Regions from separate parts of the Homo sapiens genome. Here all the other regions are linked to region 3. Evidence: chromatin contacts called from ENCODE Hi-C data. All regions are on one chromosome and are shown on one strand. The core of a region is the stretch at or near the end of the contact, and the rest is flanking DNA. Distances in the headings are between cores, read along the strand shown. Region 1 holds the start of COPB2 (coat protein complex I subunit beta 2). Region 2 holds the start of MRPS22 (mitochondrial ribosomal protein S22). Region 3 holds the start of SRPRB (SRP receptor subunit beta). Region 4 holds the start of SEC61A1 (SEC61 translocon subunit alpha 1). Region 5 holds the start of SLC25A36 (solute carrier family 25 member 36).

The links. Hi-C counts contacts between places; a loop is a spot of excess contacts on that map. Pooled maps may share reads with other maps.
Region 1: a pooled map shows a loop between it and region 3 (8-fold over the local background). The contact joins the promoter of COPB2 here to the promoter of SRPRB in region 3. A Hi-C loop is called at or near these places in 5 of 50 pooled maps.
Region 2: a map of CD4-positive, alpha-beta T cell shows a loop between it and region 3 (6-fold over the local background). The contact joins the promoter of MRPS22 here to the promoter of SRPRB in region 3. A Hi-C loop is called at or near these places in 3 of 168 maps with a recorded cell type or tissue (CD4-positive, alpha-beta T cell, CD4-positive, alpha-beta memory T cell and naive thymus-derived CD4-positive, alpha-beta T cell) and 6 of 50 pooled maps.
Region 4: a map of B cell shows a loop between it and region 3 (24-fold over the local background). The contact joins the promoter of SEC61A1 here to the promoter of SRPRB in region 3. A Hi-C loop is called at or near these places in 2 of 168 maps with a recorded cell type or tissue (B cell and CD8-positive, alpha-beta T cell) and 6 of 50 pooled maps.
Region 5: a map of B cell shows a loop between it and region 3 (15-fold over the local background). The contact joins the promoter of SLC25A36 here to the promoter of SRPRB in region 3. A Hi-C loop is called at or near these places in 2 of 168 maps with a recorded cell type or tissue (B cell and naive thymus-derived CD4-positive, alpha-beta T cell) and 7 of 50 pooled maps.

The regions. Positions count from the first base shown.
Region 1 is chr3:139,387,294-139,392,703 of GRCh38, reverse strand. COPB2 (coat protein complex I subunit beta 2) reads left to right here and starts at 3,057. Exons shown (of 22, transcript NM_004766.3): 1 at 3,057-3,156. The coding sequence starts at 3,154. COPB2-DT (COPB2 divergent transcript) reads right to left here and starts at 2,901. Exons shown (of 5, transcript NR_121609.1): 1 at 2,771-2,901. It also overlaps the pseudogene LOC124906339. RefSeq lists enhancers at 2,220-2,329, 2,209-2,771, 2,540-2,839, 2,772-3,333, 3,130-3,379.
Region 2 is chr3:139,341,167-139,346,489 of GRCh38, reverse strand. MRPS22 (mitochondrial ribosomal protein S22) reads right to left here and starts at 2,470. Exons shown (of 8, transcript NM_020191.4): 1 at 2,292-2,470. The coding sequence starts at 2,463. RefSeq lists enhancers at 1,863-1,982, 1,993-2,092, 2,069-2,363, 2,323-2,412.
Region 3 is chr3:133,802,774-133,808,120 of GRCh38, reverse strand. SRPRB (SRP receptor subunit beta) reads right to left here and starts at 2,306. Exons shown (of 7, transcript NM_001379313.1): 1 at 2,119-2,306; 2 at 1,418-1,512; 3 at 298-375. The coding sequence starts at 2,272. LOC105374116 (a long non-coding RNA gene) reads left to right here and starts at 2,638. Exons shown (of 3, transcript XR_924513.3): 1 at 2,638-3,033. RefSeq lists enhancers at 1,745-1,854, 1,885-1,934, 2,045-2,254, 2,395-2,454, 2,545-2,654.
Region 4 is chr3:128,049,889-128,055,278 of GRCh38, reverse strand. SEC61A1 (SEC61 translocon subunit alpha 1) reads right to left here and starts at 2,842. Exons shown (of 12, transcript NM_013336.4): 1 at 2,720-2,842; 2 at 2,377-2,444. The coding sequence starts at 2,726. LOC102723759 (a long non-coding RNA gene) reads left to right here and starts at 3,104. Exons shown (of 4, transcript XR_007096073.1): 1 at 3,104-3,317. RefSeq lists a silencer at 2,529-3,168 and a cis regulatory region at 2,661-3,277.
Region 5 is chr3:140,938,416-140,943,671 of GRCh38, reverse strand. It overlaps SLC25A36 (solute carrier family 25 member 36), which reads right to left and starts at 1,836. Exons shown (of 7, transcript NM_001104647.3): 1 at 1,577-1,836. The coding sequence starts at 1,617. RefSeq lists enhancers at 683-912, 552-1,399, 1,493-1,862.

The DNA.
Region 1 (5,410 bases), core at 1,808-4,307, 5.6 Mb before region 3:
GGTACTCATATTCTGCCTGGTATTCAATTATTTGTGCATAAATAACCTTTCCTGCTTATAAATTGTAACCCCTTTGAAGGGAGAAACTAGGTTCCTATTCGTGCTAGTACTTACCACTTAGCTAAGTGATAACACATGTATATTTAAAAATAATAAACAAGGCTGGGTGTGGTGGCTCAAGCCTGTAATCCCAGCACTTTGGGAGGCAACGCAGGCAGATCACCTGGGGTCAGGAGTTCAAGATCAGCCTGGCCAACATGGTGAAATCCCATCTCTTCTAAAACTACAAAAATCAGCCAGGCGTGGTGGCGTGCACCCGTAGTCCCAGCTACTGGGGAGACTGAGGCAGGGGAATCGCTTGAACCCGGGAGGTGGAGGTTGCAGTGAGCTGAGATGGCGCCACTGCACTCCAGCCTGGGTGACAATGTGAGACACCATCTCAAGATAAATAAATAAATACAAATAAAATAAAATAATAAACAAAAAACCCTGACTCTTTCTCAACGAATTATTTTCCTCAACTTCTTATGAAGAGGTAGGAATAGGGTGGGAAGGGAACAGTGTATATAGGGTACTTACAGAGGCACTGCAACCTGAATTCCCACTTGGAATTCTCCCAGCTGCTGCAAAAAGGCAGGGCTGAAATAGCTATTATAGAAATTGACTAGGTAAGACTTTAAGATCTGTTAATCGATTGCAGTCAACCTCTTGGGAAACCCTTTACCAATCTGCTAAGCTTGTCTATATTTCTTTTCTTCCCAACGGTTATTTTTCCTAACCTTCCAGTCTCCTCTAAACCAAGTAAACAAAAGATTTTAATTTAAACCCACAGTCGAACGCCTAGTGAAATACACGTGTATATTTAATGTTATGTATTAGTTCCTATTTAAGAATTTTATTTCTTTAAAATTTATTTCAACCAAAATCCAACACCAAATTCTATGGGTAATATCTTAAGGCAGCACCTAGTATAGTGCTTTGTATATAGTACACATTCAGTATGTAATGGTTAAAAGAGTGAATTTACAGTCTACAATTGCAGGACTTAATTTTGGCTAATTGCAGTGGAAAACATGAGAAAAGATATAGTCCAAGTAAGAATGACACTTGAGGGTTCAGGCCCGCAACACCAGCTAGGTAGACCCTTAGGTGGCCCAGTGGTATACAAAGATTTAAGCATTCCCAGCTGAGCCCCTTGACAATAGAGATACATCATTTTATTTTGTATCACTTAGTACTGTGCCAAATCCAAAAATACTCTCTCAAGTGCAAGAGTATTCAGGAGTTAGAAATATTGAAAGTTCCACTATTCAAGCAAATTAGGTATAGTTCATATAATTTTTTCAACTCAGGATCCTCAGTCACTCCATAGAGTAAGCAAAGTATGCAATTACTAGAATTATTAGTCTCAATTTACATAAGATCACACTGCTGGCACTAAACTCCAGTTCCAGACTCTTTTTTCCACTATTGAATGCCACAGAAACATAAAAAAAAAAAAAATGGAAGGATCTTTAGAAACCATGTAGCTGGATTTTTTTTAAGATGATGAAAACTGAGGCCCATGAAGAGAGTCACATTAGCTCAAGGCTCCTACTAAAGCCAAATAATTTCGTGCAAAATCATCTCCCTCTGATTATCATTATCTACACACACAAATACATAATTTTTCTTTTTGCCTTTCTGAAAATCTGGAGGTCTGAAAAGACTTTAAGATTTCTCTCAAGTTAAAAATACACGTTTGTACGTGTAACCAGAGGGCAAGTTTTCTATGGTCCACATGTTTTCTTAAAAAAAAAAAAAAAAAGGAAATACAGGAGATGTGCAGTGCGTGTGACAGGCAAATGTTCTCGAACTTTATTGTGTAGTGTAACCCCTATGGCACAGGCCCTTAGAATTCAGCCACATTAATGAAGAGATATTTTTATGTAGTAGAAAGAGCACAAACTTTGAGGTGTTTTGTTTTGAGACAGAGTCTTGCTCTGTTGCCCAGGCTGGAGTGCAGTGGCGCGATCTCAGCTCACTGCAACCTCCACCTCCTGGGTTCTAAGCGATTCTCCTGTCAGCCTCTGGAACAGCTTGGATTACAGGCGCCCGCCACCACGCCAGGCTAATTTTGTATTTTTAATAGAGACGGGGTTTCACCATGTTGGCCAGGCTGGTCTCGAACTCCTGACCTCAGGTGATCCACCCGTTTCGGCCTCCCAAAGTGCTGGGATTACAGGCGTGAGCCACCGCGCCCGGCCCAACTTTGAGGTTTTATCTGCCACTTACTATGCAGTCTTGGCTAGAACACTTAACTTCTTTGAGCCCGAGTTTCCTCATCATTAAATGGAGATAATTCAGGTTTGATGTGAAGATTTGAGAAGAAGGTATGTCTGACACACTGCCGAAGATCGATAAATATTTGTTGAATGAATAACACAGCCAGCCGAAGCTCAACAAAAGACACATACACAAACACACCCACACGGTTGGGTAGTTGCCGTCTCCCGGGGAGCTCCAGAAGTGTAAGCTCTCAGCCCTCCCTCTGACTTCAGAAGCCTGAAGCTACTAAGCCCGCAGCCCGGTGCGTCTCTTCGCAGCCTTAATCAGTGCCCGGGCAAAGGCCTGCAGAGAATTCTCTGGGCCTCGCACCAGGCCCCAAGAACACACTGGAGACTCGTTTCGCCTTCTCCCTCGCCGTTTCCCCCCTCCAGGGCCAGAGTCCGAGGAAGCCCGATAGCGGTTCTCGGCCTCCGAAACACAACTACAACACTGGGGAGCTTGCCCTGCAGTTAGCGTCCAGCGGGGATTAGGCACTTCGTTTTCCTCATCGTTTCAATCTCTATCTTCTGGTCGGGGTCCAAGCTCAGCGGCACCACGTCACGGCCCTTAGTGGTCTAGGCCACACCCCTCCTTCCCGACAGCCTCAAGTCCACTACCAGCGGTCTGGAAGGCCACGTTGCCTAGGAAACTGGGGCGGGGCTTGGGAAACGACGGCCCTGCGCGCAGTTTGCGCAGGCGCTCCGGCCCTGGCCTCTGACTATCGCGAGAATCGGCTCCCGGAAGTTCCACGTCAGTCAGTCTGACGGTCAGTGGATCGGTGGGTTTATCTCAAGGCCTGAGTAGCCGGTAACAAACGAGGGTTCCCGGGATTGGACCGACGCAGCCATGGTAGGTCCAGATCCCGTAGAAGGGAGCGGGGTCCCATAGGTTACGGCCGATTCCTGGAGCTTCTGGACTGAGGGCCGCGGTAAGCAGTGGTCTGGGCTCCCGCTGCGGCCGCCGCCTCAGGCCTTGCGGGGTCTTGGTCGTTTGATTCCAGGAAGGGAGAAGGCGGTGGGGCCTAGGGGACCGGGGTGATTTGGGGAGGCAAAGCCTGCTAGTGAGGGGTTTTGTCTCCCCTGGCGCTTGTGGCGCTTGCCAGAGCTCCTGCAGTCTGCAGCGGGATCGGTGGTGTAGGGAAACACAGAAGCCGAATGTGTTGAACTCCGTAGGAGGCTTTGGTAAAACTAAAGTTTGCCTTTAAAACGGTGGTAGTTAATCTACACTCCTGTTGGGCTTATTCTGGGGATAGTGTGTGCTGGCTACAAACTATAAACAAGCAAAGAAGCCAAAAACAAATGTATATGGAGTCAAAAATGGAATTTCAAATGCTTTGATATCTCAGCTGTTAGGTTTCTAAGGGGAGAAGAAGGGTTGGGAGGAAGGGGGTGCTGTTTATAACACTGGCTGGTGTGCTTTTATGCATTTGCAAATCCAGTGGCTGGTAAGAATAGTAATTGTTAGAGCACTTTGTTATTATCACCGTAACCCTAAAAAACGCCCTAGACTAGTTTGCACAAGAGTGTTATAATAATAAGGAAAGAAAACGATAGTATAAGAATATCTTCCGTCTCTATTGAAAATGCAAAAAAAAAAAAAAGAAATTAGCCGGGCGTGGTGGCGGGCCCCTGTAGTCCCAGCTACTCAGGAGGCTGAGGCAGGAGAATCGCTTGAACCCGGGAGGCAGAGGCTGCAGTGAGCCGAGGTCGCACCACTGCACTCCAGCCTGGGACAGAGCAAGACTCCGTCTCAAAAAAAAAAAAAAAAAAACTTGTTATGAAGCACAGAATCAAACATTTTGGAGCTTGAAGACGCTAGGGATTAAGTCCCTCATCTTAAGTTAAAAAATTTTTTTAAATTATGTTTCTACAAGGTTAATTGTGGCAAAGTTGGAACTAGGAAAAAGTTAGGAATACTCCCAGGGAAAATGCACAGAGAAACAAACATTTTTGCATAAAATTCAGTGCATTCATTCACAGACACCCCCCCCCACAATCCATGGACCTTCTTTTTTTTTTTAATTTGTTTTATAAAAAATATGGAACGCTTCACGGATTTGCGTGTCATACTTGCGCAGGGGCCACGCTAATCTCCTCTCTATGTGCTGCCGAAGCTAGCACTATCCGTGGACTTTCTTGGGCACCCAGGTTACAGTCCCTGAACAAGACCTCAAGCCTCTTAATTAGAGCACTTCGTATTACTAACTACCTGATGTAGTTTGGGTCTGCTGTGGTTGCAGTAATGGACGTTTTTGGAAAAGGCTCTTGGATCTGCCTAATTTCATTTTCTTTTGCCGTCTTTACATTTACCAGTGTATTTCTATAATGAAATATTGCCTTCATTCTTTATATATTTTAAATCCTTTGTGGAAAATACAAAACGTGAATTCATTCATTTGTACATTTACCATAGAATATTTAGTGTCTGCCATGCACTTTGCTAAACATGGCTGCCTAATTCTCACAGCAGCTGGGAGATAGAGTTATATGTTTGTGAAGTGGTTACTGTAGGTCAGGCACTGCTCTAACTGGCTAACTCTGAATTTAATTCTTACAGCACTAAGAGGTAGATAATAATAATATTCCTGTTTTACATAAGTCAAACTTGAAAGAGGTTAAGTAAATTTGCCCACTATTGCACATCTGAAATGAGTGGTGGAACTGAAATTTAAATCCATCATGGCTTTCTAGTCTTGTGTTATGGTATCTGTTCTTAAACCCCCATACTCAAATATATAAGGTGATCTGGAGATAAAGACATGTATAAGCAATGACCCTGGCTTTAAGGAGGATCTACTCTAGAAAGCAAGAAAAGATGTGTACACAAGTGTACCATGAACAGTTAAAATGAAATCCTATAGGATTCCCTAGGAAAGAATGCTTCAGGCTAGGGTAACTAGAAAGGTCTTACTGGTGGCAGTGGCATTTAAGCTGAGTCCTAAATGCATCCAGCTTTTGGAAGGTGGAGGGATATATTTAAAGTTGAGGATACAGTGTGAGCATCCTAATCATCTTTGTCCCAAAGTACCTAGTACATTGTCTTATTCAAAATAGTCACTTAACTGTTGGGAGAAATATTATCACAAGAACCCTTGCCTGTTCGT
Region 2 (5,323 bases), core at 1,221-3,720, 5.5 Mb before region 3:
TGAAGCCTATCCAAAGACAACTAGCTATTAAGTGATAGAGTCAAAATTTAAACCAAGGTTTGTCTGGTTCTGGATCCTAGATGGTTTCCAATTTATCATAGCGCTCCTCGGTATAAGTGGGAGGTGTGGGGAGACATAATGTGAGAGGTATGGTATACAGGAGAGGTACGGGGCTTGGGTGATTGCAGAGGAAGAAACTAAGCATAGCCTGGACTAGGGATGGGCATGACAGGGTCAAAGAAAGCGTCCCAAGAGCCTCATCACGGCAGAGAAAAAAGGGAGGGAAAGTCTAGGCTAAGAGATTGCAGCTAGGAAAGAGGCTTGGTTCACTGGACATGATACTGAAGAGGCCGTGTGTTATCATGGAAGAGCCTTTGACATAAGCAGAGAATCAAATCTTAGCTCAGCCTCATGCAGTTTGCTTATTGCTTTGCCTAACTTCTACTTCCATTTCCATTAGCAAAAAAGAAAGAAAAAGCCATTTGTTCCTAGTCACCTCTTCTTCTCCTATAAATGTTGGTATCCCTACAGATTCTGAACGATGTCCTTTTCTCCCTTCTCAGATTCTTACTCGATGATTTCTCCTATCCTGCCACGACTTCAATTACCTTTATATGCCAGAAACTCTAAAATCTGAATCTCCTGCCAAGATCACCTTCCATCCAATTACTCAACCTCTCTCATGTACTTGAATACTGCCAAGTCAGAACCCATCAACTTTCCCTTGTCTCAAACCTGCATTTTCTGTTCCCTATCTCAGCATCATCCAGTAGGCCATACAGGCCAGAAATCTTACAGCCATTCCTAAATTCTCCCTGATCCTCCAGATCTAGCCAATAGCAGTAGTAATAACAACAACAGTAATCAAATAGCTGTAGTAATAATAACAGTAATTATAAGAGCTACCATTTATTAGCTATTTACTACATGCCAATACTGACTGAGCTAAGTACTTTACACATTCAGCCCATTTAATACTCACAACAACCCATGAGGTAAACACGAAGATTATCCCAATTTTACAAAAAAAAAAAAAAAACAAAAAAAAAAACACCACTGGCAGAGAACATACTGATTGTTTGCCTTCATAAATCTCATTTTAATCCTCCATTTCCCACTGCCACTACTCTAGTCAAGGCTATCCTCATCTCTTGCATCAGCCTCCCTTTCTCCATTCTGGCCCCACTACAGATCATTCTCCACAGAGCAACCAGAGTAATCTCTTTAAAATGTAATCAAGATTACTCCCAAGCTTAAAATTCACGAATGGCTTCCAACCTCATTTAGAAAAAAAGTTAAGGTGGTCTGCTTACCTACACTATGTCTCTCACTAAGTGATGTGCTCTATGAAGACCAGACCTTGTCTTATACTCATCTCTGGCACCCAGGGTTCCTCAGGGTATCCAGCACACAGCAAGTGCTCAGCACTACTCTCTCCTCAGTCTCACCCATTCACTCACCTTTAGTTACCATTTTTACTCCGATGTTCCTCACTTTATATTTAACTCCATACTAAACAGTTGACTCTTAAAGTCACCTCAAATTTAATGTGTCCCAAATAGGTTTAATTCCGCCTCCTTTCCCATCTCCTGATCTCATCTACTCCTGCACTACCCCCGCCCCCAAAATAACGGTTCCAACAATTAATTAATCTTCTTCATCTTGGTGTAAATGGGACAACCCTCTATTCCAATCAAAAACTTAAGAAACAATCTTAATTTGTCCCTTTAAACTCATATCCAAAGCCTTAATCAAGCCTTATCAATCCTACCTCCAAAATGGGTTCCCAAATATCTGTGCTCAGTCTCATTTCTGGACATCTGCTACTGTCCCCTATGCTTGAGAAGCTTCTTGCTTTCTCCTTAGCATGGCTAACCAGATCTCAGCTTTGGTCATATTTGCCAGGAACCCTTCCCTGACCTTCCAACCTAGTTTGAGTGCCTCTCCTGTGTGCGTCCCCTATAACAACCCGGGTCACACTGCACTGCCAATTCCCCATGGACATGAGTTCCCACAGGGAAATGTCTGTGTCAGTCTTAGTTTGCCATATCCCACAGAGCTTAGCACAGTGCTCTGCACGGAGCGGAACTCAGGCACTGTAGTTGAGTGAGTGAACGAATGAACAGATATGCAGGTGATGACAAACTCTACAGGTACAGAAGGAAGACAGCTGAATCTGAGGAAGCGCTAGGATACGTGTCGCGGGGGCTATCGCGTGGTTTTCGCCTGCCAGAAACAGGATCTACGTCTCCCAGAAGAACGCCCCAGCGAAAGTCCGGAAGGTCACTTACCGGCCTCGGAGCTGAACCGGCGGCGTGGCAGCCCCATCTCGAAAGAGCAAGGTAGCGGTTGGAGCAGGCCACCGTGCCAGGGCTGGATTCGAGCCCGGAAACAGACCCGTTCCACGCCCGGAGAACTCCTCAAGAGGCTCCACAGCAATACAGTTGTTCCGAGGGGCGCCATGATTATCAGAAGCCACTTGCGCCGGAAGTGGTTGGGAGGGATTCCGAGTCACACCCAGTTCTTGCAGCACTCTGGGAAATGTAGTCTAGTTAAAGGCGGAAAGGGCCGGAAGTCTTCCGGGCCCTTATAGATTGTTTCTTCTAAACTACTTATTCACAAGTAGACGGTGTTTATGTCCTTCCCTATGCATAAAGTTAAAACTTACACCTTTTTCCCTATATGCTCTTTTTCCTACCCGTTTCCATCGTTCTAAATAACAAATTTCCGGCCAGGCGCCGTGGCTCACGCCTGTAATCCCAGCAGTCTGGGAGGCCAAGGCGGGCGGATCACCTGAGGTCAGGAGTTCGAGATTAGCCTGGCCAACATGGTGAAACCCCCGTCTCTACTAAAAATATAAAAATTAGCCAAGCATGGTGGCGGGCGCCTGTACCAGGAGAATCGCTTGAACCGAGGAGGCAAAGGTTGCATTGAGCCAAGATCGTGCCATTGCACTCCAGCCTGAGCAACAAAGCAAGACTCCATCTCAAATAAACAAACAAACAAACACTCTAGCCTGGGTGACAGAGTGAGACTCTTGTCTCAAATAAATACATAATTTATGTATTCCACTTCCTGCCCAAACCTTCTCCCCCATCCTCAGGTTTAAATCCAACTACTTCTTAAATTTCTCCATCCACACTGCTCACATGCACCCTAAATCTAACTCCTGACTCCAAGCCCTGATTACCACCACCACCACTGCCACTGCCAATTCATACACCTGATTCTCTGTCTCAACACTTATTCCTTTCCTTTATAGCCCATTTTATAATCTGTTATTTTGCTCTTTATCTGCTTATTTCTTTTTCTCACCCCATGAACACAGTGACTCTACATATTTTATTGCAATATCACCTAGCCTAGTACATCTACGTGCACAGCAAACTTTTGTTGAATAAATGAATGAATGATTAAATGATTCTTTACATTTTTTCCAGCTATCCAGGATGTGCAGGTCTTATCCTTCTCTAGACTATAGATTGGTGCCTGTGCTAAGCACTTATCCCAAGGCCTGGGAAAACAGGGTGTTAGTAAACTCTTGTTTGACTTAGCTGGATGAATAGACTCACCTTCCAGCCTCAGCTATTTTCCCCCAACTTAGCATTAATATTAACAGTGCTGTTTATGAACTCATTCCCTATTTGGGAGGGGAAGGGAGAGCACTAGGCTTGGTGCCTATTTAGGCAAGTCTGCTGCCCTGCACTTCCCAATGCTTACACCTACATGATAGCAGGTGTCAGAGACTAGTGGCAGGATGAATGCAGGTGTCTCCCAGCCCATGCCTTTTCTCTGAAAATGAACCCTCTACTTTCTTCCCATAGCTGAGGGAGCAGGCCTCAGTGGCTATGTTTTTCCTGTAAACATCCTCCTGGACACAGCTGATTGGACACTTAGTGCAGGATGAATGAATCCATTGGCTGCTGTATTAGCATTAGTTTCCTGTGGCTGCTATAACAAACTACCACAAATATTATGGTTTAAAATAACAAAAATGTATTCTTTCACAATTCCGCATGAGAAATCTGAAATCAGTATTACTGAGCTGAAATCAAGGGAGCTCTGCTCCCCTTAGAGTCTATCTCTGGAGAAGAATCTGCCCCTTGTCTCTTCCAGTTTCTGATGACTGTAAACATTCCTTTGCCTGTGGCTGCATCATTTCAATCTCTGCCTCCATCTTCACATCAGCTTCTCTTCTTCTATTTGTGCCAAATCTTCCTCTGTTTTCTTCTTATAAGGATGTATGTGATTGCATAATCACTGACCCACCCTGATAATCCAAGATAATCCCCATTTTAAAATCTTTAACTTAATCACATCTGCAAAGACCATGTTTCCATATAAGGTAACATCCACAAGTTCCATGGATTAGAGTGCAGTTATACTTGGGAGGAAGTATGGGGGCATTCTTCAGCCTACCCCAGATGACCAGGCACCAAGCAGATTTTTTCTCAATAATTCAAACTATGAGACATAGAATAGTCGACGGTGGAAGCTTGAAGTGAATAACTAAGTATTTAGGGTTTGGGCTGAAGCAGCCTTTTTCAGCAATGTGCTCACTGATGAGTGAGCAGGGAAAAGCCACTCTGCAGAGAGAGGCAGGAAAATGGAGCAGATCCTCAGAAGCAGAGATGGGAGAATATGTACGGAGAGAGATGGAGAAAGGTGGTGTCTTGGCCAGAGAGCTTCCCACTTTCCTTTCAATGACCTCTTTTACTTGGGGTACAGTGAGTTTTACTGATATGGAGTAATGAAGATTCCTGGTTTAAGCTATAACCTCAGGCAGATGCCCACATCTTTCAGAGCCCCAGTACCTCACCTGCAAAATGGGCATAATGACAATACTTATCTTGCAAACTTTGAGAATAAAGTACTTTCAGGATCTGATGTCTGGTGTTTCATAAAGATGGTGTGAGAAGGTTGTGTGGTGGCAAGTCAATTACTTTCTTTTTTTCTTTTCCGTTTTTTTTTTTCTTTTGAGACAGGGTCTTTCTTACTTTGTCACCATGGCTGGAGTGCAGTAGCATGATCTCAGCTCACTGCAACCTCTGCCTCCTGGGCTCAAGCAATCCTCCCACCTTAGCCTCCCAAGTAGCTAGGACTACAGGTGCACACCACCATGCCCAGCTAATTTTTGTGTTGTCCAGGCTGGTCTTGAACTCCTGGGCTCAAGTGATCTGCCCGCCTCAGCCTACCAAAGTGCTGGAATTGCAGGCATGAGCCATGGCACCCAAGTCAGTTACTTTCTGAGGATGGTATTCAGAAGTACTCTGGTTGCAAGAAACAAATCTTTCCTGAGTAAAACTGAAATGGGAGTAATTGG
Region 3 (5,347 bases), core at 1,057-3,556:
TAATGCCCACTCTTAAGAACTCATTGTAAAGTTGGAAAGAAGACACAGAAACAAAAAATAAGAATAAAATGTGATATAACATTACTGTACATTAAGGTACAACAATGCAGAGGAGGGCATGATTAAATCTACTGTACAGATTGTCAAGAGAATTTGTCACAAAGAATATGTTTCTCCATAAAAATAAGCTACAAATGGTACTTACATCCTCAGATGAACTCATCCTAAAAATGTCCTTAACTGACACACCACAGTAAAGTAAGACTGTCAGACTCCAAAACTCCACAAACATCTTACCCTGTTATTGTTGACTCTGTATACAGCACAGCTGTCAGTAATGGACGTCTGAGTGTCTCTATAAAGGCCTGTTAACAACTGTAAAAAAAACAAGATGGGTGATATTCAACATTTTAATAGCACACCTAAATTGAGTTATATTATTCTAAGTCTCCCAGGTGTAAGGTTAAGTAAATGAATGCTGCTTCCGACAGGTGAAAAAGACGATATTGATTTTTTTTACCTGTAGAAAAAAATCTAATTAATTGCATATTTTACTCCTCAGTGGAATAAAAACAACATTATTCTCAAAAGACAGTTAGTGGCCAAATTTGCCAAGCTTCTGTAAAGATTTTTAACCAACAAAAATGATTTGAAGCCTGGGCAACATGGCAAAATCTCATCTCTACAAAAAATATAAAAAATCAGCCGGGCGTAGTGTTGCACGCCTGTAGTCCCAGCTACTCGGAGGCTGAGGTGGGAGAATCATCTGAGTCCCAGAGGTCAAGGCTGCAATGAGCAGAGATCTCGCCACTGCACTCCAGCCTGGGCATTGGAGTGAGACACTCCCTCAAAAAAAAAAAAAAAAAAAAAATGGAGGTATTTCTTTAATGGAAGGGAAATAATTTATACTCTCAAAAAGAAGAGTTAAAAAGCAGAAAACCTCTCCTATTCACCACATTAAAATACACTGTTAAAAATACTAAATGTATTAAAAATAAATATTAGTAAAAAGAAGCCTAACTAGCCCACTATGTCAAAGAAGGATCACCCTGTGAAAAAGTGTCTTCGATAAACTGTCCTAAGAATTTGTTAACGAAGGAATTATAAACTGTAGGACACTAGCTTCTATGCCTTCTGCTATTCTGGAATGAAACTAATTAAATAAAATCCTTGAATGTGATAAAGACTAAATATCAGCATCTGGCAAGGGCAAACAGAAAAAAAAAAGGAGAAATGACCAATATTTCTCAATTATGGGTTTCTACGAGTCTTTTTGTTCTCCCAAGTAAGTCAAGAATTAACTTCCAAATTTAACAGCATCAGCTTCTTTTACAAAATAAACCGTGAGATGACAGGAATACTGGGATCTATAAAATTTTCTATTAAGCTTAACAGGGGTGTCAATGAAATCATTTACCCTGACAAAGAGCAACGTTTTCCCGGAATCACAAAGGCCAACAAGAAGAACAGCTCTCTGACTGCTCCTTCTGCTCCGGATTAACTTCCAGAAGACTGTGGAATAGACAGAGAAAAACAACAAAAATTACGCCTTGGGAATCAGTATATGTGCATGGCTGGGGTGGGGAAATTCACAGAAGTCTGTGACGAAACACCTCATTCACCTGGAACTGACTTTTATCATAATGGTTACTATTGCTGTTGTTAGGGATCCACTGAGAGCCAGGCACTGTCAACTGTCAACTTTTCTTTGCAGTCCTTACTCTGACTGGGACTCAGGTGCTATCTCACTACCTTGGTATCCCAGCGCCCGCACGCAAACACGGGAGGCTGAAAGTTGGTGTCAAGACCCTGAGTCTTTGCAGTGAGAACAGCGGAAGGCGAGGAACAGCGCGCTCAAGCGTAACAGGGCAGATGACGAAGAGCAATCTGCGCCCCAAGGACCAGGACGTTAACTCCGGGGGTTGCCCGGCATCCCCCTTAACGCCCAGCTGCTGCCGCTGCTTCAGGAGAGAGGGTGGGGTGTAGACTGGGTGGGTCTCACCCTCCTGATGCCCTCAAGGCGCCCTCTCAGCCCCGCGTCCCCGGCCTGCAGCGGTGCAGCCAAAGCCCGGACCTCTGCCCGCCCCAAACCCGCCATGACCACCGGCCGCCTTTTACCTAGCGTCAGCAGCACCGCAAGAACCGCCACCACTACTGACAACAGCGTTGGGTCCGTCTGCTGCAGCTCCTGCCGCAAGGTGTCTAGGTAGGGCTGGAAGGTGCCCCCGGCACCGCCGCCATCTGCCACCCGGCGCGAGTCCGCGGAAGCCATGGATGAGACGCGTGGTCCCCGGTACAGCAAAAGCGACGTGGCCCTGCACTCTGCGCAGGCGCGGGGAGCAGAGCCTCACGCGAATGGTGGTTCCTAAGCCATAGTCTCTCCCTCAGCCGCGGCGATCCCCCAAGTGCTTGATGGGAGTTGTAGTTCTCTGGGACTCCGTCCTCCTACAGAACGATAGGGGCAGACAGGTTATTTGTCGAGGGACACACACATCTTTTAAGAGATGAGTCAGTCGTCGTCACCTACGTTATGACTGTTGAAAGAATGATGAAATGAATAAAATGAATGAATGGCTCCCGAAACTACCACTGAGGAGTTCCCGACCGTCGCTAAGTGACGTGAGACTTGTGAAGAACTCAAGCATCCTACAAACATTTAATCTGAATTTAATGTGACAAGGGATGTGACAGATGGATGTACGGAGCGATGTGGGAATACATAATGGGACGCGGAGTCCATCATGAGTTCAGAGAAAAGCTTCTGGACATTGGAATTGAGTCCTGAAGAATGAGTTAGCATCTGCGAGTGGTTAAAGGAAAAAAAGGTGCTGTGCAGAAGAAAATGAGTGTAAGAAACGATGTATGTGGGAACCCTAAGTAATTCAGTGCCCCTACACTGTCAATCTAGGGCTGCAAACTCAAATGTCTGCATTAAAGGAAGCAACTAGGAAAATCAACGCCCAGGAGAGCTGGGGCTGTTGAAAACTGCAGGAGGTATTTCTGCTGAAAGTAGGGCCGACCCTATTCAGCCAGGTAGGTGTTATGGGACCTGGGTGGCCGGTTCTTCCAGTTTTCAAGAGAAGCAATAAAGGCAGATTTTTATAGGAAATTTTCCACTTTTGAAATTTTCTGTAGGTAATTGAAAGCATTCAAAAACTTGTGGCCCAAATAAAACACCAAAAGTGGCCAGCCTAGAGGGTCCCAGTTCACAGTCTCTGTCATTAAACAGCTGTCATTGTTTTAAAATGTACACATTATTTAATTTAATTGTATGGCTGAGTAGAGACATGAAGATGTCAGTGTCACTGAAAGATTGAAAAAAGTTTATTACAGTTCCACATTGCCATTGAAAAAGTTGTCAGCATCAAAATGGAGTCACTTGTATTTTTTTTTTTAATCAGAAAAATGGAGCTGGTGAAAGGCCATGGAGGGAGGGTTCTCAGGCACCCATGCCTGATGACAAAAACTGTCACAAAAGACTGCAAAAACCACAGACTTGCACAAAGGCCATCGCAACCTTACACACAAAAAAATACATCTGTTAGGACGGCTACCCAGCAACTCCCTGTCCAACCTAGTACTGATGCCATCCTTGCCATTTGATCCTTGTAGCCAAGGATAATTATCTTAAAACAATTATGGAATCTGACTCATTTTTTCTTTAAAAATCTTTGTCTTCCTTTACACCCCCCTGAATATGCACATAGTTGACTATGGCATGCGTAGTCCCATTGCAATGCCTATTCCAGAATAAATATTATTTTCTTTTAGAGCGTCCCTCTCTGCTTGTTATTTAGCTTGATACCACTCAGGGCCACACAAAACCTCACCATGCACAGGGACAAGGAAAAAGAGAGGAACTGGGGGAGGACCCGGTGACTCACAGCTATTAATCCCAGCGCTTTGGGAGGCCAAGGCAGGAGGATTGCTTGAGGCCAAGAATTCAAGACCAGCCTGGGCAACATAGTGAGACTCTGTCTCTGCAAAAAACATTTTCTTTTTTCTTTTTTTTTTTTTTTTTTTTTGAGACAGAGTCTCGCTCTGTTGCCCAGGCTGGAGTGCAGTGGTGCGATCTCGGCTCACTGCAAGCTCCGCCTCCCGGGTTCACGCCATTCTCCTGCCTCAGCCTCCCGAGTAGCTGGGACTACAGGCGCCTGCCACCATGCCCGGCTAATTTTTTGTATTTTTAGTAGAGACGGGGTTTCACCATGTTAGCCAGGATGGTCTCGATCTCCTAACCTCGTGATCCACCCACCTCGGCCTAAAACATTTTCTTTAATTAAAAAATAATTAGCCAGGCATGGTGGCATATGCCTGCAGTCTCAGCTACTTGGGAGACTGAGGCAGGAGCGCTTGAGCCCAGGAATTCCAGGTTACCGTGAGCTGTGATCACATGCCACTGCACTCCAGCCTGGGCAACAGAGCAAGACCCTGCCTCCAAAAAAAGGAAAAAAAAAAAAGGAACTGGGACTCTTCCTTTATTACTAATGTGTCAGCGAGTAGCTAGATAGAGATGTTTTTGATTGGGCAAGAAGCGAAACACAGATGTTAAGGGTTGTATTAGGAAGATTTGCAATATGATTTAGGCACACCCTCAAAAGCCAGGCCACAGGGGAAATGTAAACAATGTTGGCTGTTAGTTTGGCCTAGTGATCAACAGATGCCAAATCATCAATTATAAAATCTATAAAAATTGATTAGAGCAGTAATTTAAGTAGGAGTGACAGGAGATGAAGCTAGAAAGGTTGGCAGGAATCAGACCAGAAGGGATTTTCTGTGCTATGTTGAGGAACTTAAGAGTTTGTCCAGAATGCAATAAGAAGTTTCATTTGGGGATCGCTTCTCGGCCTTTTGGCTAAGATCAAGTGTAGAAGTTTCATTTGGGGTGACATAGATAATTGACAGATCTATGGAGGACTATGACTTGAGAGGAAAAAAAAAACTTCAGACAGAGAGACCAGCTGAGAGCATTTAGGCAAAAGATGCAGTATTTAGGCAAAGGATGCTCAGAGTCTAATACAGAGACAGAAATAGGTATGAAAATGAGAGCACAAATTTGAGAGATGTCTGAGAGTTAAAATACGTAGGATGTGATTAGTTGGATATTGTGAATTAAGTAAAAGGAATGTTATCAAGGCTGCATCCTAGGTGGTGGGTGTGGGTGACTAGGAAGATGAGAAAGCCATTAAATGAATTAGGGACCTCAACGGGAGAGGGCTTGGGGCTGTGGATCCAACGTAAGAGTAGCCAGAATGAAAATTGTCTCTTTTCTATATGTTGAGTTTTAGGTGCTTCTGGGAAATCTAAAAGCTTATGTCAAGCAAGTGATGAGTAAACACAAATAAAG
Region 4 (5,390 bases), core at 1,593-4,092, 5.8 Mb after region 3:
GCATTACCTTTATTTTACAACTGAGCCTTAGAAGAGCTAAATAATTTGTACCAAACCCCAATGCTAAAGTGAGTTTGAGTCCCAAACTGTGCTTTTAACCATTAGCATTAACAGTTAAGACTCAAGAACAAAGAATGTCACAATAGAACATGACTTGTAAAACACACGAGCAACCACTTTTCATTTGAGTTTCAGTCACAAAACCTTGTTATTCTAGAGTCAAGTAATTTGGAATTGCTCAATAGTGTATTTTCTATGAATTAAGGGTAAAACAGTGTAATAAACCATATTGGGGAAGGGCAGGAGAGTTGCATGTTTAACCTACTAGTAACATTTGTTTAAGGATTTTCACATCTTCTCAGGTACATAGGTTGCATAGGTGACAAGAATCACTGTAAAGATGACTATTAAGTATTAAGTATCATTAGAAAACCTCCCACCCAAAACCTCTGTCACTAAAGAGTAGAGTGGGAACTCTTCCAGGTTTTCTGCCTCTGAAACTGAGTGTCTTCACTAATACCTGCTGCCTACACTACATTAATGGCTTTAGAGGGCTTAACAAACATTAATTATTGTACAGACGGAAGATTCTGAGGTTGAAATACCTTGTGAGAGACTGACAGTATTAAGTGACAAAACTGTGTTCTTTAAAAACACTTCTAGGCAGGCACTGAGTCAGCATTCCTGGCCCTCTGGCCAGAACTGGAGTCACAGTCCTCTAACTATACATGCAGGCAAAGTAGGACACAGTCATACGGCCACACAACAGTGGGTGAATCAGTGTTCAGATACTCCATCCAAAGCTGGGGGCATTCACAGGACTCTTCTTCTCTTGAGAATGGTCCTCTTCCCACCTACCATCCCACCACACTAAGAAATTAGAAAGTGGCCAAGAGAAGGCAACGCCATTTCAGAGTAACCTGTCTGAAATGAATCTTGATGGGAAACAAAGAGCAGACAATTTTTTCAAAACTCCCTTTCTAATCACCAAGTCCTCTCTCCTGGTTACAATCAAATTTAACATCAAAACCCCAAAAGCTCTTTATCCAAGTCCTGTCTCCTCTGCTTCTTAGTAGCCCCTAAATCCATTCTTGCTCAGTACCACAGTTCATCCTCTGATGTGAAAAGCCTCTAAACCAACTCTAGTCCTCTCCTTTTCTTCCAAAGTGACATTCTCATGTCTGGCCCTTGTTATTCATCTCCTAATGTTCCCCACCTACAATTATGTTCTATCAATAGCAACTACATCTAATAACCTCCCATCCAAACATGCTACACTCTTGTCACCAATGCCTTTGCAAACTATATACTCCTTTTATTTGGAATTCCTTTCCGTCCCTTCAAGGAGACTTCTATTTCTCCTTCAAAACCACCATAAGACATCATGTCTCCCAGAGTTAATCCCTTCCTGAGCCACTGCTATACCTTGCACGTATTTCCCTTGTTCCGTCTACCACACTGAGTTACAAGGCCAAGGTCACATAGCTATTAAGGTGCTATGTAAAGGGTGGGACCTAGGCTTGCCTGCCTCCAGAGCCATGCCCCTTCGCTACACTGGAATTGAGGGGGTAAAGCTTTACAAATTCGTCCATTAAAAGCAGCACATGGGCATTTATATGAAACTATTTTACGTAAAAAAATGAAAGTGGATTCCAAGCACCCAAGTGTCCATGTGAATGCTTTAACAACAGTTTGAAAAATAATGTGAGGACACAAACATTTTATTCCCCACTCTCTAACCTAGGAACCTAATGAAACTTTTTTTCGTTGACAGCTGTAGTTACACTGGCAACACTCACTCCACACAATTTCTGATTCAGCACAGCTCTAAATTTAATCTTTCCTTGTTTTAATACACCGTCTGTGAAAAGCAGCAGACTTCACAAAAGAATAGCCTTTATTCCCCCTATTGTGACAGCCTACATAAAAGGTACAAAATCATTTGTAAATACTAAAGTGACAGCCCTTCCCTTTAGCAGCTGGATACAAAGGGCATCTCCTGGGAAAAAAAACCAACCCGTGATCTGCTCCCGTTGGAGGTGAAAAAGGGAGGGTAACTCAATCTGCTATCCTAACTGAGGCCTTATTCATTCATGGCCCGGATCCATTTTTGGGACAGGGCAACCGGAGGCTTTGTTCTCGGAGCAACATCCACCAAAGATGCTCCAAATAAAGCACAGTGATTTCAGTGGAAATTTCCACACAACCAGGTCACCTTTCGACAGCTCTCCGGAATAACAGAGCACAACTACACTCCAAGGGAAGAGAAGGGAGAGTTTCCATTGCCGTGCTGAAGCCATTTTTAATCATACTGTAAACTTCCAGAGTCCAGACAGTTTCCTGAAACCTTCTTTGTTGGCGATTTGGGGTACTTACCTTCCTCTCTGGCTTCTGAATTTCCGGCAGGATGACACAGAAGGGCTTGATGACTTCCAGAAATTTGACTTTGATGGGAGAAACAAAACAGGAAGAGTTGGGACACAGAGAAGTAACCTTCCGCGCTACCCAGGGACGCCTTCTGCCCACGACGAGTGAGAGCAGGGGCCAGGGGAGCCGGCCGCACCCCGGACGCGTGGGGATACTCGAGAAGGGCCGGGGGCACGGGCCGCGTTCTGCAGGGGGCCGGTCAGGGTTGGCCGGCGGGCGCCCGACCGCACGGGTGTGGGGAAGGGGGATCTGTTCCGTCCCGGCCTCAATAGGGCTTCCCTACAGGACTCACTTGCCATGGCGGCGGCTGCTCGGGCTCCGGGTCCCGCTTCAGCTCAGCTCTGCTCCGCGTGAGGCGACGCTGCCCGCGGCCCAGCGCGTTCCACTGCACAGCAGCTCCGCCGAGAGACACGTCAGTGCTAGCCCGGCGGCAAGCGGCGCGGCGCGGCGCGGGGCGGGGCCGGGGCCGGGCCTCGGATCGCTTCCGCTTCCTGCCACGCGCGCCCGCCGGCCGCCGCGCTTCGCCGCGCCGCGCCGCTTCGCCGAGACCTCAAGCCCCGGCATGCAGCGGGGCTCCTGGGGCCTGTCGGGAAGGGGCCTGGCGCGCGGGGCCCGCCGGGACTGGGGGTGTGCGGCTGCGCAGACTTGGTAACGCGAGAGCGCGCGGGGAGGGTGTGTCACGCCTCCCGAGACTGGGGCTGTGCGGCCTCACGGAGAAACTGAGGCAGGCGCGAAGCGTCGAGTGCGCGCGTGGCCCTGCAGGCAGGCGGAGACCCTGGTGGCTCCCATACACGTAACAGCACTCACTGCTCTTTGACGTTAGTGAATAGACCGTAAGCTCCCTGGAGCAGGGACCTTATCCCAGCGTCTACCGCGGCGCCCGTCACCTAGTAGGTCTCCGTCATTACCTGCTGAGTAGGGCGCGGGCTGGTGGGGCTTACCGAGCACCCTCGCTGTCTGAGTCATTAAGCAAACCCGGAGGCTTGTCGTGGGTGTGGGTCCCCTTCCATCTGAGAACGAATGGGATGAGTTTCTGGAGAGACTTGGCCGGAGAAGGGCCGGGGCAGCTCGGGAAGTAGTCTGCCTCACAGAAGAATTCAGGAAGGCCTCCTGGGAGAGTACCTTTGTGCCGAGCCTTGATAGATTCTGGCGAGAAGGAATGAGGGAACAGGTTGAGGAGACTGTTGTGGGCAAAGCATGGCGGTGTGATTGCCTAAGATCGGTGTGGGAAAGGGGGATAACGGGTAGGGCAAGGGATGCTGGGGCTGGGGGTTGGAATTTACTTTCAGGCATCTGTAGTCAGTAGGTATGATGTCATCTAAGAGAAACAGACTTAATGCTGTGAGCATTTAGCAGGGAGGAGGTGGGCACGCCTTGTGGGATCAGGCAAGGTTTCATGGAGCTAAACCTTGACCAGGACAGGTAGAAGTTGAGGGTACATATGTGGCAAGATGCTTTTTTGCTTTTAATTTAGGTGTCAACTATTTGGATTTTTCCATTCTCACCCATTTCTAGCAGATAATCAGGTTTTGTACATTCTTGGCTCAGAAAGTTGGACAGGACAGGAAGTCTTTTTTGGAATACAAACCCACTGGTGGAAAATTCAAAGGACTACTGGGAACAGGCAGGTAACTTCAGTGAAGTGGTCTAGGTGTGACATCACTTGATATCCATCCCCCACCAAAAAGGGGAAAAAGAAGACATTGACTCTTTATTCAGAGTCTGAAATGCAACCCATCTTCACTTCCAGGACCCACTGATGATCTCTTCTGGAGTTTTGGCCTGAAGCTAAAACTGGCAGCCCCTGGACTAAGTTCAGCATATAGACTAGATCCGATATTTAGCCATTATGCACCCTGCACCATATTGATGGTTAAAATGTTGAAATATTTCGAGGGTAAATAGTATAGTAATTACAATAAATATTACAATTAGTTAATAGAAATTTTAATATAAACTCATTGGTTTGTGCTAATAGTTGTAGGATGTCAGTACCATTGATAACAGGCCTCCTGTTGTTTCCACATTATGACACAATCTGGCCTGTGTCACTGCAGGGACTGCAGCCAAGTTACGTGTGTTAAATCACTGATTGCTTTAGGAGAATCACTAGTTTAAAATATTTTTATTGGACTGGGTGCAGTGGCTCACACCAGTAATCCCAGCACTTCGGGAGGCCAAGGCAAGAGGATCACTTGAGCCCAGGAGTGCAAGACCAGCCTGGGCAACATGGCAAAACCCTGTCTCTAGAAAAAAATACAGAAAAAAATTAGCTAGGCATGGTGGCGCATGCCTGTAGTCCCAGCTACTGGAAAGGCTGAGGTGGGAGGATCCCTTGAGCCTGGGAGGTCGAGGCTGCAGTGAGCTGAGATCTCACCACTGCACTTCAGCCTGGGTGACGACAGAGTGAGACTCTGTCTCAAAAAATAATAAAATATTTCTATTGTAAGCACATACATTAATTCTTCGGAAAATAGGTATGCAGTGTTTTATATTTATACATTTAAGATTTTATTATAGGATATTAGAAACATCCACCTAGAATGAAAGAGACCACAAAAATCTGGATGAATTTTCAATACTTTTAAGTATGATAAATGTAAATCTTGATATCTGCAGAAGAATAAACAAGAAATTTGTAATAATAATGAATCCCCGCCTGGAACTTCTTTTGATACTGTTTAAGAATCAGCACAAAATAAAATTTATAATTTATAAGATAAACTTTATTACATAAAATCTATAGTTTTGTAGTGAAAAAATAATTTTTTTCAACCAAAAATTTGACATTGCTAGTGACAGAAATGTTGGGTACTGAGTGCTCAGAAGTTCTATTGTTAAAAGATCAAAGTGTTAAACATATATTCATCAGAATGCTCTTAAAGCTTGTGCAAGTGAAGAAAAATTGTGATTATCGATGAGAAAAGAACTTAAAAGAATATAATCAGTTTCATAAATTAAGT
Region 5 (5,256 bases), core at 587-3,086, 7.1 Mb before region 3:
ATTGAAATAAAAGTGTCCATTTTTCACCCAAATTAAAATAGTGCTAGACTACATCTGCGGTCTCCTCACTTCAGGGTTATAGATCTAATTACAAGAGGGAGCTCAATTATTTGCATGAGATCTTTTCAAGAGCATCTACATAGCTACAGAATTTTTTTAAAAAGATTTAATTTGCCTGATTATTGGCAGTAAACATTTCAGAAATATGGAAAGCAAACTGCCTAAACTGGGTCTCACAGATCAATAGAAAAATATTGTTTTTATGCCAGAACAGTGGCCGGCCCATAATTGGTGTACAACAAATATTTGTTGATGAAAGTGTGCCAACCTAAAGAAAGTATTGCCATCACTGGCTCAATAGAGTCCATATGTCCAACTCAAAGCAAGGCACCGTGAATAGAACTGCGTGTGTATTTCTTTCATATTCTTAAAAGTCGATCTAAAAACTGCAGGATTTAAGAAGATGCCGGTAAGAGTCTCAGCATAATTCACCGAAGGCATTTTTGATAAGAAAACTCTTTATAATCCTCCAAATAAGTAACTCTTAAAATTGCTATGATTCTCCAAATGATTTAGAAGGAGCAAATCTAAACAGGAGGCTAAACTGGAAGCTCTAACACTCATTTTGGCAATCAGGGAACTAAGACTTTAGGCTTAGTCCTAATCTTGCACACACATAGTAACTATTAACACTATCTTCAAAAAATCTGACCTCTCTCCACTCCTACTTTCTCCTAAGCAGCAGAAAAGCAAGCGGTGTTCAAGAGGGGTGGTTTTCTCGAAAGGAATCTGACCCCAAAGGTACTGGAAAGCTTTGCACCCCATTCACCACCTGGAAAACCTCGGGCAAGAAATTTTCCAAGGGCTAGAAACACCCTACAGCAACCACGGGAGAATACCAAAGCCTTCCCCGCTCGATCCCGTAGCCCCCTTACCACCCACCTTGCAAAGCCGAGCCCGGAAATGAGCGGCCCGAGGTCCGAGGTGGGGCGTGAGTGACGTGCAGAGGCCCAAGCGAGCGCTGCAAGGAGCGAGGGCTAAAGGAGTCTCCGGCGCCCATTTTGTCCTCAGCCTCCGCACTTTCCGCCCCGTCCCCTTGGGCCATGCAACCTACGCGAAATCCGAAGCCAGGCTCCTCAAAGCGGCCCTGGATCCCCGACGCCTGCTAGATTGCGGCGTGCGGCCAGGTCCAGCGGCGTCCGGGTAATCAAGCGCCGACCCCAGCTCTTGCCCGCGTCTCCTCAGACGCATGGATTCGGCCTCCGCCTCACCCCGGCCCCGCGGGCCCAAAACCTCACTCCCGGCCCGGGTTTCATGCCTCAACCCTCTTTGCCCGGGCCTCACTCTCTCGCCCTCGGGCCCGGGCCTCACCCCCTTGCTTCCCCGAACCGGAGCCCCCCTCACCACCCACGGGCTGGGTCGCTCCCCTCACCCGCAGGCCCGTGGCAGCTCCCCGCCCAGGCCTCACTCCCGCCCCCCCACCCCCCCACCCCCCTCGGCCCCCCTCGCCCCCCTCGCCTGCGTCTTCGGCCCCAGCACCCTCAGCCCCAGTGCGCACGCCCCGCCAGGACCTTACCCTCCGGCAAACAGATGCACCAGCGTGTCCCTCTGGCTCATTCTCTCTCCCGCATGTCCTCCGGCCGCTGAGGCGGGACGCGGATCTGGCCGCCCGCTACGGCAGGCGGCTTCGGTCCCGGACTGGAGACGCACAGCGCCCCGGGGACGGCGAGGAGAGCTGGCCGAGATGCGGCTGCAGAAAGCAACCGGCACAGCCCTCCCCGCGGCACTCCAGCCGCGCCACCGCCTGCCTAAGCGCGCCGCCCTTCACCAGAGGCTGAAAGCGACGCAGCGCAGCGCGACGGAGAGTGGGCGGGGGATGGTAGGGGGAAGATGACTATTTGATGGCTCCCGACATAAACAGAGGCTCCCATTGGTGTGAGCGTCGTGACGTCACGCACTCTGCAGTGTTCTTTCACGTGATCCCTACGGGCTCTTTCAATGAAAGGGGCCGCGAGGCGTGGCCAGAACGCGTGCCCGGAGGGTGGTAGGTCACCGCGCTCCTAGCACCTGAGACCTGGGGCGCCCCTGGCCTGAGTGAACGCGCCAATCACGGCTGCACTCTCCTGAACAGGGAACTGGCGGGGCGGGAAAAATCGACTTGGTTCCGGGTTCGCAAGCGGATTTACTTTGAAAAAATTGGATTTATGACCCAGCAGTTCCCTTGGTGTCTATCTCAGAGTAACCCTCGCACAATGCATAAAAAGGTTTGTGCACGGATACTCCTATATAGGCTCACAAACAGTACAGAATTATGAACAATGCTTGCAGTTGCAGAAAATTGAAATCAGTGGGGGAATGAAGAAATAAATCATGAAACATTCCTACTATGGAATATTATGCAATCGTGACAAGGGATGAGGTGATTCCATATGGCAAAAAATCTCCCGAAGTGTGTAATAAGTAAAAAAGGCAAGTAGAATTAAAATACTTGGGTTTGTTTTTAAAAGAATAAAAGTTCATGGGAAATGGAATTAAAAGATAAAATTTAAAAATATAAACTTTGTTTTTCAACGTAAGCTCCATCAAGTTAAAGACAGTTTGGTAAGTGATGATACCGGCTCTTTAGTCCATCTGTAAAGAATTGAGGGTTCTGGGAATTTAATCATGAAAATGCAGGCTTTTTTACGTTATTAACTGAAGAAAAATGGGTGCCATTTACAGATTTTTCACGATTAGAAAACAAAAATATGTCAGAAGGAGCCAGGTCAGGAATGTAAGATGGATACCTGATAGTTTCCCATCGAAATCCCTGGAAAAATGCCCTTATTTAAAGAGAGGAATGAGCAGGAACATTGTCCTGATGGAGAAGGACTCTCTGGTGAAGATTTCGTAGGTGTTTTTATGCTAAAGCTTTGCTTCACTTTCTCCTATAGTAAGCGGATGTTATTGCTCTTCCACCCTCCAGAAAGTCAACAGGCAAAATACCTTGAGCATCCCAAAAAGCTGCTGCTATGACTTCGGCTCTTGACCAGTCTACTTTTGATTTGACTGGACCACTTGCACCTCTTGGTAACTATTGCTTTGATCCAGAATCATACTGAGAAAGCTATGTTTGATCTCCTGTTACAATTCTTCAAAGAAATGTTTCAATATATGATCCCACTTGTTTACAATTTCCATTGAAAGCCCTGCTCTTGTCTGCAGCTCATCTGGGTGCAACAGTTTTGCACCCATCGGGTGAAAAGTTTGCTCAACTTCAGTTTTTCAGTGAGAAATGTGTAAGTAGAACCAGTTGAAATGTCTATGGTGTTGTATATTATTTGTGCTGTTAATTGTGGGTCCTCTTCAATTAGGGCACACCGAAGAATAATCTTTTCCTCAAAAATCGATGTGGATTGTCTGCCACTGCAGGCTTCCTCTTCAACATTGTCTCATCCCTTCTGCAAACAAGTTATCCATTTGTAAACTTCAGATTTCTTTGGGGGAATTTTCCCCATCAAACTTTTGTAAAGCATCCTTGATTTCACCATTCTTCCACCCAATCTTGACCATAAATTTGATGTTTTTTCTTGCTTCAATTCATGCTGCTCTGATAGGGGCTGTTTTCAAGCTGATGTCTTATCCTTTTTAGTGCCTCAAACTAGATCTTGTTCAGATACATTATAACAAGTGAGTACGAATTTTTGGTGCAAAAAAGTTTGAAATTCATACATAGTTTTTTTTTTAGTTAGGAAAAATGTTTATATAAATTTAAATTTACATATATTCCATCCTTCTCTTAACTGAAAAGAGTAAGAAACTTTCTGAGATTTTCTTTGTTACCAGTTCCTTTTTTTTTTTTTTTTTTAATATACTTTAAGTTCTGGGATACATGTGGAGAATGTGGAGGTTTGTTATGTAGGTATACATGTGCCATGGTAGTTTGCTGCACCCATTAACTCGTTGTCTACATTAGGTATTTCTCCTAATGCTATCCATCCCCTTGCCCCCCAACCCCCGACAGGCCCCAGAGTGGATGTTCCCCTCCCTGTACCCATATGTTCTCATTTTTCAACTCCCACTTATGAGTGAGAACATGGGGTGTTTGGTTTTCTGTTCTTGTGTTAGTTTGCTGAGAATGATGGTTTGCAGCGTCATCCATGTCCCTCCAAAGGACATGATCTCATCTTTTTTATGGCCGCATAGTATTCCATGGTGTGTATGTGCCACATTTTCTTTATCCAGTCTAACATTGATGGGCATTTGGGTTGGTTCCAAGTCTTTGCTATTGTGAATAGTGCTGCCAGAAACATACGTGTGCATGTGTCTTTATAGTAGAATGATTTATAGACCTCTGGGTATATACCCAGTAATAGGATTGCTGGGTCAAATGGTATTTCTAGATCCTTGAGGAATCGCCACACCATCTTCCACAATCGTTGAACTTATTTACACTCCCACACTGTTACCCAGTGTGAAAGCATTCCTATTTCCCCACCTTCTCTCCAGCGTCTGTTGTTTCCTGACTTTTCAATGATCGCCATTCTAACTGGCGTGAGATGGTATCTCATTGTGGTTTGCATTTGCATTTCTCTAATGACTAGTGGTGATGAGCTTTTTTTCATATGTTTGTTGGCCACATAAACGTCTTGTTTTGAGAAGTGTCTGTTCATATCCTTCATTCATTTTTTGATGGGATTGTTTTTGTTGTTGTTTTGTTTTTGTTTTTGCTTGTTTTTTTTGAAACAGAGTCTTGCTCTTGTTACCCAGGCTGGAGTGCAATGGTGCAATCTCAGCTCACTGCAACCTCCACCTCCTGGGTTCAAGTGGTTCTCCTGCCTCAGCCTCCGTAGTAACTGGGATTAGAGGTGCCTGCCACCATGCGCAGCTAATTTTTTTTTTTTTTTGGTATTTTTAATAGAGACGGGGTTTCACTGTGTTGGCCAGGCTGGTCTTGAACTCCTGACCTCAGGCAATCCACCCGCCTCAGCCTCCCAAAGTACTGGGATTACAGGCATGAGCCACTGTGCCCAGCTGGTTTTTTTTTTTTTTTTTTTATAAATTTGTTTAAGTTCCTTGGAGATTCTGGATATTAGCCCTTTGTCAGATGGATAGATTGCAAAAATTTTCTCCCATTCTGTAGGTTGCCTGTTCACTCTGGATAGTTTCTTCTGCTGTGCAGAAGCTGTTTAGTTTAATGAGATCCCATTTGTCAATTTTGGCTTTTGTTGCCATTGCTTTTGGTGTTTTATTCATGAAGTCTTTGCCCATGCCTAT